Linked DNA regions of Homo sapiens: region 1 is linked to region 2. Evidence: chromatin contacts called from ENCODE POLR2A ChIA-PET data. All regions are on one chromosome and are shown on one strand. The core of a region is the stretch at or near the end of the contact, and the rest is flanking DNA. Distances in the headings are between cores, read along the strand shown.

The links. ChIA-PET counts read pairs that join two places held with the same protein, here RNA polymerase II (POLR2A).
Region 1: POLR2A ChIA-PET joins it to region 2 with 17 read pairs in activated CD4-positive, alpha-beta T cell. The contact joins two enhancer-like sites. POLR2A ChIA-PET finds 5 or more read pairs at or near these places in 2 of 52 experiments (activated CD4-positive, alpha-beta T cell and naive thymus-derived CD8-positive, alpha-beta T cell).

Annotation. Positions count from the first base shown.
Region 1 is chr14:61,325,888-61,332,781 of GRCh38, forward strand. The region is part of intron 1 of PRKCH (protein kinase C eta); the gene reads left to right. Among named protein-coding and RNA genes, the nearest start is that of PRKCH-AS1, 6.5 kb to the left of the region's middle. Within about 2 kb of position 3,714, at least 6 of the 41 ENCODE cell types and tissues checked have a DNase peak (open chromatin) inside an H3K27ac peak, as active enhancers do.
Region 2 is chr14:60,329,702-60,336,087 of GRCh38, forward strand. No RefSeq gene overlaps it. Among named protein-coding and RNA genes, the nearest start is that of LINC02322, 9.7 kb to the left of the region's middle. RefSeq lists enhancers at 1,895-2,134, 2,155-2,224. Within about 2 kb of position 1,575, at least 13 of the 41 ENCODE cell types and tissues checked have a DNase peak (open chromatin) inside an H3K27ac peak, as active enhancers do.

The sequences.
Region 1 (6,894 bases), core at 2,464-4,963, 1.0 Mb after region 2:
CAAATTAAAACCAAAATGAGATCTCAGTATGTTCCCACTAGAAAGGTTAAAATTAATAAGACTGACCATACCAAGTGTTGGTGAGGAAGTGGAGCACCTGGAACTCTCATATGCTATGGTGAGGAATGTAAAATGGTAAATCATGTTGGAAAATAGTTTGGCAGTTTCTTAAACTATCAAACATATGCCTACTATATAACTTACTGTTTAGTATTTACTAAAAGAAATGAAATCATTCATACAAAAGCTTGTCCACGAGTGTTCATAGCATCTTTATTTGTAATAACCCCCAAAGTGGAAACAACTCAAATGTCAACAGATGAATGTTTAAACAATTGTGGTTTATCCATACAATGGAATATTACTCAGCAATAAAAAAGATGAACTATTACACATGTAACAACAGGAATGAATCTCAGAATAATTATGCTGAGTGAAAGAAACTAGACAAAAAAGTACGGTTTCATTTATGCAAAATTCTAGAAATGAAAAGGAGTCTATAGTGACAGGAAGCAGATCAGTGGGTGCCTAAAAATGGAGAGTGGAGGTAAGGGAGGTGGATTACAAAGGAGGCAGAAACTTTTAGGGGAGATGAATATTTGTGTTATTCTGATTGTGGCAATGATTTCACAGTTATATACATATGTCAAAGCTTATTAAATAGTTCACTTTAAGTATGTGCATGTTACTATATGACAATTATACCTGAATAAAGCTGTGGGGAAAAAAACCAATCAGCGCTTATCCATATTTTACTGAAGGTGTTAAGTAAGATGCTAGTAAATGACAGAATTTCAGCTGAGCCAAGTCTGACTCTTGAAAACTACATTTCCTCTTTAGTGCAGAAAATATTTATGAGAATGGGAGCGTAGAAAAAATGAAATCACAATAAAACAAATTAGTTTCTGATTTTTGGACATGGTCTCATTTTCTAAATTATCACTGTCAGTTTTTTTTCTGCTGCTTCTAGAACATGTTTATTTTGCATAATTTCTCTGGCTTCCAAAATCTGAAGAATTGCCTCTGTTTAAACTCTATTTTCTTCTTTCGTGTACTTGCTCTTGATTTGCTGACCTTCTAAATGGGGACCAGCATCTAATGCTTAATGCAGAGTGCTGGGGACATGGGGAGGCAGGAGGAGCTGGAGGCTGCGTCATGGAAAGACCTTGGCGCCCCCTCAGGAAGGAAGGACTGGCTTGGCAGGATCCCAGGCTGTTTTCCTGGTTCAGCCCTCCCGAAGACATTGTGTTCTCTGCAGCCCTGGAGGGCCTCTTTCTCTCAATTTCTCAGTGAGGTACCTGTTTTGTAATCAGTCCTGTCAGGTGAAGCAGCCATGTTACTACTGGACAATCATGGATTATCTTTTCCCTTCCTTCCTGGATCCAGGTGTCTGAATTTATACCACCAAAATTCTTCCAGATTTTCTATCTAGTGGTTCATTCTCTTTTGTACTTTGTAGTGCCGTTGTTTATTCTCATGATTGATTTTTTTCTGAGCCAATTGGAAGGAATGTCTAACACTGACTGATCAACCCACAGTGTTTAAGAGGAAAAATATATTTTAGAATCTTGAGGGAGTTTTATTTCAGTGTATGTGAATTGTATTGGCTATGTAGCGTCTTCATTTTCATTGTAAGAAGAATTTTGCTACAGTGGGACCGGCTGCTTCTCATCACAAACAGGTTGTGGCTCAGATATTTTCCCCTTTGGAGAGCATTTTCCTGGTCATATTATTATCTTGTTGTCTTTCGTTGCACTCATTGCTCTCTGAGATCATTTTGTTAATGAATTTGCTTATTATACTTTCCTCCTTTAGATTACAAATGGCTTGAGAGCAGGGACCCACCTCTCTTATTCACTGTCCTAACCCTGGGACAATGTCTCATATGTAGTAAACATTAAATATTTGTTAAATGAAATTTTATGTGATTGGGGGACAAGTAAAGTGTAAGTACTTTGGGAGCATCTTTCCATCTTTCTAAAAGAAAGAAATGAAAATAGTTGAGGAGTTACTGGATGAACAGTATTCCTCTGTTAAATCAATCAATGACATACCAATATGTGCTTGAAAGACTGGGCCTGGGCCGGGCGCGGTGGCTCACGCCTGTAATCCCAGCACTTTGGGAGGCCGAGGCGGGTGGATCATGAGGTCAGGAGATCGAGACCATCCTGGCTAACAAGGTGAAACCCCGTCTCTACTAAAAATACAAAAAATTAGCCGGGCGCGGTGGCGGGCGCCTGTAGTCCCAGCTACTCGGGAGGCTGAGGCAGGAGAATGGCGTGAACCCGGGAAGCGGAGCTTGCAGTGAGCCGAGATTGCGCCACTGCGGTCCGCAGTCCGGCCTGGGCAACAGAGCGAGACTCCGTCTCAAAAAAAAAAAAAAAAAAAAAAAAAGAAAGACTGGGCCTGACTGCTATATTCTTTGAATATGGTAATGGATTGAAAACCTTGTGTATGGAAAATTCCCTGCTCTTACGTCATTTTAAAAGACTATGATTTTAAAACTTGTAATACGTTATAACGTTTTTCACTTATAATTTTCACGCCCAAAATGTTAAAGTCAGGGCAGAAGCAAGACATCAGCATTTAAAAGGTTGTGCCTCAGCCTTGGAGAGGAATGAGGTTGGTGGGTGGAACGTGAATCATTTTATCTTATGCAACTCTTAGTGAAGTTTTGGTATCTAGTAAGTGTTAAGAATGGTGATTAGTGGTGATGGTAAAAGTGTGGTGCATTTTTATGAGAAGAGTAGCATTTGCGTAGAATAATAGAGGTGCCTGGGATTTTTGGTAGTCCTTTTTTATTTAATAAAGCAACTGGGGCCGCGTGCTATGGCTTGCGTCTGTAATCCCAGCACTTTGGGAGGCCAAGGCAATAGGATCCCTTGGGCCCAGGAGTTTGAGACCAGCCTAAGTAAAATAGTGAGACCCCATCTCCACAAAAAAATAAAATTAGCCAGGCATGGTAGCACATGCCTCTAGTCCCAGCTACTTGGGAAGCTGAGGTGGGAGGATCACTTGAGCCTGGGAGGTTGAGGCTGCAGTGAGCCATGATCATGTCACTGTACTCTAGCTTAAATGACAGAGCAAAACCCTGTCTCAAAAAAAAAAAAAAGCTGAAAAAACAGTCAACTAGATTGTGTTCCCCTTTTGTGTTGACTTCTTAGCTCCACTTTATTAGAATGTGATAAAAATGAGACCTAAGTGGAAACAATCCCTGTCCATTGTTTTCCACTCTTATCATTACTGTATCCAAAATAGTCTTTCTCAATTGCCAAACCAATAGTCATTTCTTTATTTAAAACTCCTCCTCTGTGGTTCTCCACTGCTCTTAGATAAACTCCTGAGTCTTTTTTTTTTTTTTTTTTTTGAGACAGAATCTCTCTCTGTTGCCCAGGCTGGAGTACAGTGGCACGATCTCGGCTCACTTCAACCTCCGCCTCCCAGGTTCAAGCGATTCTCCTGCCTCAGCCTCTCAGTAGCTGGGATTACAGGCACACACCACCACGCCTGGCTAATTTTTATATTTTTGGTAGAGACAGGGTTTTGCCATGTTGGCCAGGCTGGTCTCAAACTCCTGACTTCAGGTGATCCGCCCGCCTTAGCCTCCCAAAGTGCTGGGATGCAGGCATGAGTCACTGCACCCAGCCAAAGTCCAGAGTCTTTAAAATGGTATAGGATGTTCTCCATGATCTGTACCCTGTGTTCCTCTTGAGCCTTTTCTCTTACATTTCCCCAAATTACAATGAGCATCTTTCAGTTCCTCAAAAGGAGGAACACTTCGCTTTGCTAATTCTTCCTTGTGCTTCAGGTCTCATTATGGGCATTAATTACCCAGACAACTGTCCCTGATGTGCCAGTCTGGGTTTGGTCCTCCTCCTAGTGTTCCCTCAGTATCCTGAGATCTCTTTTGCCGCTGTCTCCTCCAACCTGAAAGAACGGACGTATGAATGGATTGGCCTCTAATGGAAGCGTGTGACACTGGTCACAGGGAGTTCAGGGTGTAGTTGTTTGAATGATTGACTAAGATTCATCCGCTTGGCTCTTGTAGTAGTGACTCTGACAGACTATTACATGTTTCTATTTGAAATGCCAAGCCCTAGGTGAGCATCCAGCCACCAATGAGCATGTACTAAGTACCAGGCATTGTGCTCTATCCTGTAAAGTCAAGTGGACAGGACACACATGACCCATTCTTTCGTAGGGCTTGTAATTCCAAGGGGGAGGGAGATTGGGATAAAAAGCAAACAAAAGCAACTAGGGAATTACAGAAGTACTTACAGGCAGGTAAGCCCCTGGTTTGGGGAGGTGGGGAACATCTTCCTGGAGGAAAAACAAAGAGCTGACTTTTAAGGACCCAGCCTAGAGAGCCACAGCCTGCTTCAGTTAAATGACTGTGAACAGTCTTTGCTCAAAAGAAGAAAAGGAACTTCTGACCTGATAATGTTTCCCAGAGGGACATCGCAGATGCCCTTTTGAAAGGTAAATGTTCCTGACCCACAGAAATGTTTCCATCTTTGGAAAGTTTGGGAGGGAACTGTTTCCATGCTTGTGAACAGATGACCTGCAAAAGAACTTTTGACTCCACAAAGGCAGAAAGTAGGAACACTATATTTGAACCATCAAATACCTTAAGTTTTGTATAGATCATAAAATAATCATAGATGTTGAAGCAGGATGATCATCTAATTCAGAACAACAACAAAAAGCCTGATAGCTCTTAGGCCTGCAGACAGCCTGTAGGTCTATTCATTTGGCACAGATGTTTTTAACATTGAAACTGAAGGCATTTAGTGCTGTGGTGCTCCAGTTTGCCACAGACCCCTCCACTCCCTGTTATGAAACCAACTCTCTTGACTCATTACTTGCTTGGACCTGGGACATTTTAAATTTTGTGACACTATAGCTCAAGCCTTTGTTTTCTGAATGTGGGAACCAAAGTTCCAGCCAAATCATTACTGTTGCCCTAACAGGGGTGTCCAATCTTTTGGCTTCCCTGGGCCACGTTGGAAGAAGAATTGTTTTGGGTCACACATAAAATACGCTAACACTAACGATAGCTGATGAGCTCAAAAAAAATCCTCAAAAAAATCTCATAATGTTTTAAGAAAGTTTACGAATCTGTGTTGGGCTGCATTCAAAGCTGTCCTGAGCTGCATGCAGCCTATGGGCTGTGGGTTGAACAAGCTTGCCCTAACTCATGAGAAGTGTAATATACATACATTTAATATGTATTAATATCTATCTAATCTATATCTACAAAAATACAGATATACTTACTTAGATTTATTTAGATATGTAATAATTTATTAATTTATAAAATGCATTAGTTTAGATATATATTTACTTAGATTTTTACTTACATAAAGATTTGTGTCCTAGTATTTCAGAGAAAGCTAGCTTACTAGTAAATATATGGGGAGTTAACTTTTACTGCAAATTAGTATTATATTAACTATCCAATTTAAAAAGAAAGCAAACTCTGCCAGGCTGGTATGGTGGTGTGCACCTGTAGTCCCGTGTACTGGGGAGGCTGAGGCAGGAGGATTGCTTGAGCCTAGGAGTTCAAGGCTGCAGTGAGAGCTATGATCGAGCTGCTGCTCCTCAGCCTGGGCAACAGAGTGAGACTTTGTCTCAAAAAAAGAAACAACAACAACAACAAAAAAACCCCTCTTTTTATTTCGTTATACAACTCCCAGCAATAGGGGAACACTGTACTTTAATGGGTGTCAGGAGAACTGGGTTCAAGCTGTGACCTTAGGCAAGCGTCTGCTTATCTGGGTCCCATTTCCCCGTTATATTGTGAGGGGGCTGCACTAAACGGTCTCCAAAGACTTTTATATCTCTAAAGCCTCTGCTTCCATGTGTTAGGCAATCACATAATTTCTTCCCTTTTGGAGTAATTGGTTTGGTTTAAACTGTCAAAATGAATTATGTGTTATCAAAGTTAGTAACTCCTAAGAATTAAATTGGTCCAAATCTAAATTGCTTAGAGTTGGAGAGGATTTAGCTCCCATCTAAGTGACTTGTATAGCATCGCTAGTGATGTTGGTATTATTTTCTTGGTTTAGAATCAGCCTTAAGGCAATACATTTCAAGCCATGCAGTTGTATTTCTTGATTTATGCTAACGCACTCCTTGTTCTATGGGATGGTTGTAAGTTATGTCCCTGTTACGGCAAGTCAGAGAGAGACTGAGAATCCCACTGTTTTGCTAGAAGCCATTCTCACTAGTTTGGCAATTACAGCATTATTGTCCCAAAGTATCTGTAGCTACCAGTCTATGTATCCACCCAGGGTGATGACAAATACTACAAATCACTGTAGGACAGACATTTTAATTAGAGGGAGGAATGAGCCCAAGGGTATTGACTATGGTAGTGTTTAAGTGCTGTGTTAAAGAATTTTATGAGACAGGAAATTTTTGTTGAGAATCATGGTCCTATCTGGAGATATTTATCAAGATTATTATGTTAGTGTGCTTCTGTAGCACCAGTAAATTAGAGCAGTATCTGTCAAAGCACATAGGACTTTTGTAGTAGAAAGCCCACTTAATAGGAAGCTTACCAGCAGTGCTTTTATTATGTACTGCCTTCCCAAAAGTTCCTTTGATTGCGTATAAGTTTTACCCTTGCACGCCTTTGACCTCACAGGGAGATAAATGCTTAAAAGTTACCAAAGATGTTTAGTTTGTGCTTGTGGTAAAAAATTAAGAAATTTGCCAGAGCATAAAACCATGGTCAACATGATCCCTGTCATAATTGCATTAATAAGTCATATAGGCCAGAGTGAGCATATTCTATACCTCGTCCTGTATTTCCAATTTCAGACCTAGCCTCTGTTCTCCATGCACTTAGACAAAAACCGCAAAGCTGCATATTTATTCGTAAGTCACATC
Region 2 (6,386 bases), core at 325-2,824:
GTCATTGTATATCCACCTTAGATAAGCCAGAAGAAACTAACCTACCTTTCAAATTTATTTGCTTTTGGCTACAGCAATAGTAATTTATTATGGTACAGTGGGTAAGTATTTTACCAATTGCTTATTAAGGCTGGAGTGCAATGTCGTGATTACTGCAAACTCCACCTCCTGGGCTCAAGCAATTCTCCTGCCTCAGTCTCCTGAGTAGCTGGGATTACAGGCCTCTGCTACCACGCCTGGCTAATTTTTGTATTTTTAGTAGAGACAGCGTTTCACCATGTTGGCCAGGCTGGTCTGGAACTCCTGACCTCAAGTGATCTGCCCCCTCTCAGGCTCCCAAAGTGCTGGGATTACAGGTGTGAGCCACCACACCCAACTACATTAAGGAGTATTTGGAAGTTCATACAAGAATGCCACATAAGGCCACAATGAATAGTAGGTGTAGTTGACTGTTCTGTCTCTCACATAGACATACAAGCTCACAAATTGACACTCGTGCTTAAGTCAATGAACTCTATTATAAACTCATGTGCACTCATTTTACAAACATGGATTTTTGCATTCTCTTTTAAGCCATCTGTTGCCTATGTAGGATCCTGGTTTTTAAAAATCTCTCATATCATTTTTACAGTGTACAGTTATGGTTGTGTTTACACTTACTCAAGATGATTTAGGGTAGTAAGCATATGGATGAACTTTAAAACTTTTAAATTGTTATGCATATATTTTAAAACATATTTGAAAAAATATGTAGTTTATCAGACTATCATTTCACAGAAAGTAGGATGCAAGCAAGTTTTTAAAAATGGGTTAATAAAAACATGAAGTCACATTGTACTGAGATACAACAAAAATAACACAAGGAATAACAATAATAAATAATAAAATTAATAATAAAAATTAAAAATATCCTAAGTGGTAAGGGATGACCACAATTTAAGTTGCAGATTCATCTATGATTCAGGGGGACCAAAAAAGTCCACTGCGGTTGGCCCTAGAGAAAGGCTCCTTCACGAAGTATGCTCCAGTCTGCCTTTGCCCAACGTTCCATTAGCGCTCACTAGCAGACATATCAAAACAGGTACCAATGACTTAAAAAATTATTTTTCTACAACTCAGGAAAATTCTACCAAACAATTTTATCAGCGGGACACCCTCTGTCCACTCTCTGGACATCTGTGTCTAATGTGATCATGGCTTTAGATCTTCAGAGCTTACAAGCATTAGAAACATGCCAGAAATCTACTCACAGCAAAACTGTTTTTTTAGAAAATCACACAGAATTGAAAACCCGGTTTAAAAAGCTCCATACAAATCATGAGCTATTTATCACTTTCCTTTAATACACTACCATTTTACTCCAAGAGCCCCATTTAACAGAACTTCAAAACTGAAAGTGGATTTATTTACATTTTTTATGAAGAAACAATGGTATATACTCTTAATCACCCAGTGTTTCTCCACGGGGTTGCTAATGGCATTGGCAGAATGTTTAGCATCGCTGGTTCTTGGGTGCTAAATGCCAGTGGCACCCTCCTCCAAGTCTTTGTGACAACCAACGTTGCTCCCTGACATGCACGTGCGCGCGCTAGCGCACACACACACACACACACTCTCTCTCTCTCTCTCTCTCTCTCTACCTGCCCTCAGTGGGGCAGTACTGCCCTCGCTTGAGAACCCAAACTGCCTTATGCTGAAAAGAAACCTGAGACCCAGGGAAGAGAAGGGCAGTAGGGATTTGCCCAAGACCTACACCAAACTGGTATTGTGTTCGGCTTTCAGGCTGCAAAGAAGAAAGCGTTCAGACCATCTCAGATGTGGGGGGATTATAGAAAGTTTACACGGTGCAGGCTGGCGGGTGTGTGGTGAGGAGACCCAGAAAACCATTTCAGGGATCTCCCAGCCAGGCCTAATGGAGAAGAAGAAGACTTTTTCTCACTGTTGCAAGTTCAACAGCAGATGTGAGGTCTCAGGGGCTGCTCTGGGGACTTGGCCGCTTTGTCACCCGTGCCGGAAGCTCACAGGCCCCGGAGATCCCGCCTTCTGACTGCATCGCCCTCTGCCTTATTTTTTCTGCTTTGCTTCCCCTCAAACTGTTTCCTTACTGCCTCTGTCCCTACTCCTTTCTTTCTGGTTGTTTTACGTTCACAGTTTCCTCAAGAAAATACAAACAGAATCATTAAATATCACCAATACACAGAATCCCTTTGGAACGGAGTTTTTTTTGCCAGGCTACCCGAGAAGCCGCTGGTACCATCCAAGGCTGCTTTGGGCTAGAGCCAACAGCTTATTTTCTCCAGCAGGGGGCAGCATCGCTCGTTGGCATCTTGAGGTTCACTACTCAAGGTGGGCTTTGAAGTCAGATTGCCTGGGTTTGAAAGCCAGCTCCATAAGCCCCTGTGTAACTTCAGCTGCCTGTGCCTCCGTTTCTCATTTGTAAATTGACACATTAATAATAAAATGACTTCAAAAGATTTGTGTTTATGTGTGCTGGCAGGGGAAGGAAGTTTAAATGAGAAGGCATTAAAAATAACTCAAAATACAATGACAATCTTCATACAAGTAGAAAAAACAAATTATTTTGTCGTTCTTAAAATTTATGTAGAACCACTGTACTGGCATAACAACAGACACATAGATCAATGGAACAGAATAGAGAACTCAGATACCACCCATGCATTTACAGACAGCTCATTTCAGAATTACCATATGATTGAGCAATTCCACTAGTGGGTATGTATCCAAAAGAAAAAAAAAATTAAGGCCTGGTGCAGTGGCTCACACCTGTAATCCCAGCAATTTGGGAGGCCGAGGTGGGCAGATCACTTGAGCCCAGGAGTTCACGACCAGGCTGGGCAACATAGTGAAACCCCATCTCTACAAAAAAAATACAAAAATTAGTCAGGTGTAGTGGCGTCCATCTGTAGTTCCAGCTACTCGGGAGGCTGAGGTGAGAGACTCGCTTGAGCCCAGGAGGTGAGGCTGCAGTGAGCTGAGATCATGCCACTGCACTCCAGCCTGGGTGACAGGGTGAGACTCTGTCTTAAAAAAATAAAAAAAGAAAAAGAAAGAAAGAAAGAGAGAGAGAGAAAGAAAGAAAAAGAAAGAAAGAAAGAGAGACGGAAAAAGAAAGAGAGAGAGAAAGAAAGAAAAAAAAAAGATAGATCAGTATATCAAAGAAATATCTGCACTCCCACCTTTAGACAAAGGTGCCGAGAACATACAATGAGGAAAGAACAATCTCTTCAATAAATGGTGCTGGGAAAACTGGATAACCACATGCAGAAGAATGAAACCAGATCCCTATCTCTCACCATATACAAAAATGAAAGCAAAATGGATCAAAGCCTTAAATCTAAAACCTGAAACTATGAAACGACTAGTAAAAAACGTTGGGGAAATGCTCCAGGACGTCGGTCTGGGTGAAGACTTTTTTGTATAAGACTTCAAAGGCAGAAAAGAAAAAAAAATAGACAAATGGGATTACATCAGGCTAAAAAACTTCTGCACAGCAAAAGAAACTATCAACACAGAGACAACCAACAGAATGGGAGAAAATATTTGCAAACTATCCATCTGATAAGGAATTAGTAACCAGAATATATAAAGAGCTCAAACAACTCAATAGGAAAAAAACCCCAATAATTCTATTTAAAAATGAGCAAAAGATTTGAATAGACATTTCTCAAAAGAAGATATATAAATGGCCAAAAGGTATATGAAAAAGTGTTCAACCTCACTAATCAGGAAAATGCAAATCAACACCACAATGAGATGTCTCACACAGAATGGCTATCACGAAAAAAATATCAGGGAATAATAGATGCTGGCAAGGATGTAGTTAAAAGGGAATACTCATACATTGTTAGTTCAAATGAAAATTAGTACAGCCACTATGGAAAACAGCATGGAGGTTCCTGAAAAAACTAAAAATAGAACTACCATATGATTTAGCAATTCCAATAGTGGGTCTACATCCAAAATAAAGGAAATAAATATATCAAAGAGATATCTGCACTACCATGTTTACTGCAGCACTACTCACAATAGCCAAGATATGAAATCAACCTAAGTATCCATCAGTGGATGAATGGATAAAGAAAATGTGGTTTATGCACACAGTAGAATAGTACTCAGCCATAAAGAAGAATGCAATCCTGTCATTTGCAGCAACATGGACGGAACTGGAGACCATTATGTTAAGCAAAATAAGCCAAGCACAGAAACACAAATACTGCATGCCCTTACTCATATGTGAAGCTAAAAAAGTGGGTCTCATGAAGATAAACAGATTGGGGTCAGGCATGCAGTGGCTCATGCCTGTAATCCCAGCACTTGGGAGGCCAAGGCAGGCAGATCACCTGAGGTCAGGAGTTCGAGACCAGCCTGGCCAATGTGGTGAAACCCCGTCTCTACTAAAAATACAAAAATTAGCCAGGTGTGGTGGCGTGCACCTGTAGTCCCAGGTACTTGGGAGGCTGAGGCAGGAGAATTGCTTGTACCCGGGAAGGCAGAGGTTACAGTGAACCAAAATCATGCCACTGCATTCCAGCATGGGCAACAGAGAGAGACTCCAACTCAGAAAAAAAAAAAAAGAGTAGATTGGTGGTTACCAGATGCCAGGACAGTGAGAGTGGAAGAGGAGTTGAAGAGAGGTTGATTAATGGGTAGAAATATACACTTGGATAGAAGAAATAAGACCTAGTGTTTGATAGATCAGTAGGTTGACCACAGTTAACATTAATTGATTGTACATTTCAAAATAGCTAGAAGAGAATAATTCAAATGCTTCTAGCATAAAGAAAAGATCAATATTTAAAATGATGGATATCCCAATTACCCTGACTTGATTATATGAATCAAATTATCACATGTACCCTCAAAATACATACATCTAATATGTATCAATAAAAACAATTATTTTTTAAAAGTACTTAGCATTTAGTATTTGATGAACATTAGCTGTTGTTTTTGTTGCTGCTATTGTTATTATTAAAGAGAAAGTGGTTGTTGTTAATACTGTTATTAAGTAGAACGTTTAGAGCTTCTATTTCCTGACTACCCTCACCCCCACTCTGAGTGCTTTTCAGACTTTTCCATTCAAGTTCCTCTGCTGGCTGAAGGCAGTAAAGATGCAGACTCCAGAAGGATCAAGGGGAGGGGAGGTTCCAGGTGTCCTTGTGCAATCCTGAAATTTCTTTGAAACCACTTGCTTTCCTCTGTTTTATATTATGTCACAAATCATTTATACACTATAGATTAGATGTGCTTTTTAATATGCTATTCCTTAATATAGTCATGTCTCCTTCCATGTAAAATGCTTTAAATTATATAGCAGGTCAAATGTTTAAATTTTGTCCAAAAAAATCTTTAAGGAAAATTGGTATCCAGGGAGAGTCACCATATTTCTCTCCAAGCGCATACCTGGAGGTCATAACCCATTCCAGGTCACCACAATTCTCATGCCTTCATGGTTGGAGGTTTTCTTCCAGGAACATCAAATAGAAAGACATAGAGTCAGTCATTAAATTGTCAAATATTTATTAAACTTTATTTTGGGGAAGACATATAGTAAACAGTACAGAGGATTCAACCACACACCACCTTTGTGCTCCAAGAGTTTATCATATTTAAGCATACTAGTGATGTCTTCTGTATGTAACCCACATTTCTCAGCTTTCCCCAGTTGGTGAGGAGGTGATCAATTTTCTTGGGCGCTCCCACCACATTTCCTGCAATTTGGTTTTGATTATAGCTGTATACTTCCAAACCCAAGTTGGACAAGGATAAAATCTTTTTCACAGGAGGATCCCCAGCCCTTATGTAAATCAGTGAATACAAACAACTTGGCTACCTCTTCCAGTTCTATGCATGTACCATACTGTCTCATCTCTGAGCCTTGCCATGTTGTCTCCTCTGCCTGTCTTATCTCTTCCCTCTCCCTTCCTCAGGCCATTTACTGAGTAATTCTTATTGTTCCTTCAGGTCTCCCTGCTGCCCCCCAGTTATGAACTGGGTGCTCCTCGTCTGTTCTCACAGAAACCTCTCAACTGTCCCTTCTCACTGTTATACTTTGTTGCGCTTACTTGTTTGATGGTCTCTCTCCCCTGGAAGATTTCATCCCATAAGCGTGGAAACTATAACTGTGAAAAGCCAGCACTTGCCTAATGTCCAACAGAAACTTCACTGCCATTTGTTGAATGAATGGTGGATGTGGCTTAGCTCCACTTTCCAGAAATCTTCCGTGTCATAGAGGAAAGAAATAGCTGTGTGAGCAGGACATCTTCTTCTAATCTAAGTCATGTTCATGTGAGCAAAATGGCCAAATTGTGGTACAGCCAATCTGGGAAGCTTTGGACCATCTTAGCAAACAATTCAATTCCTCT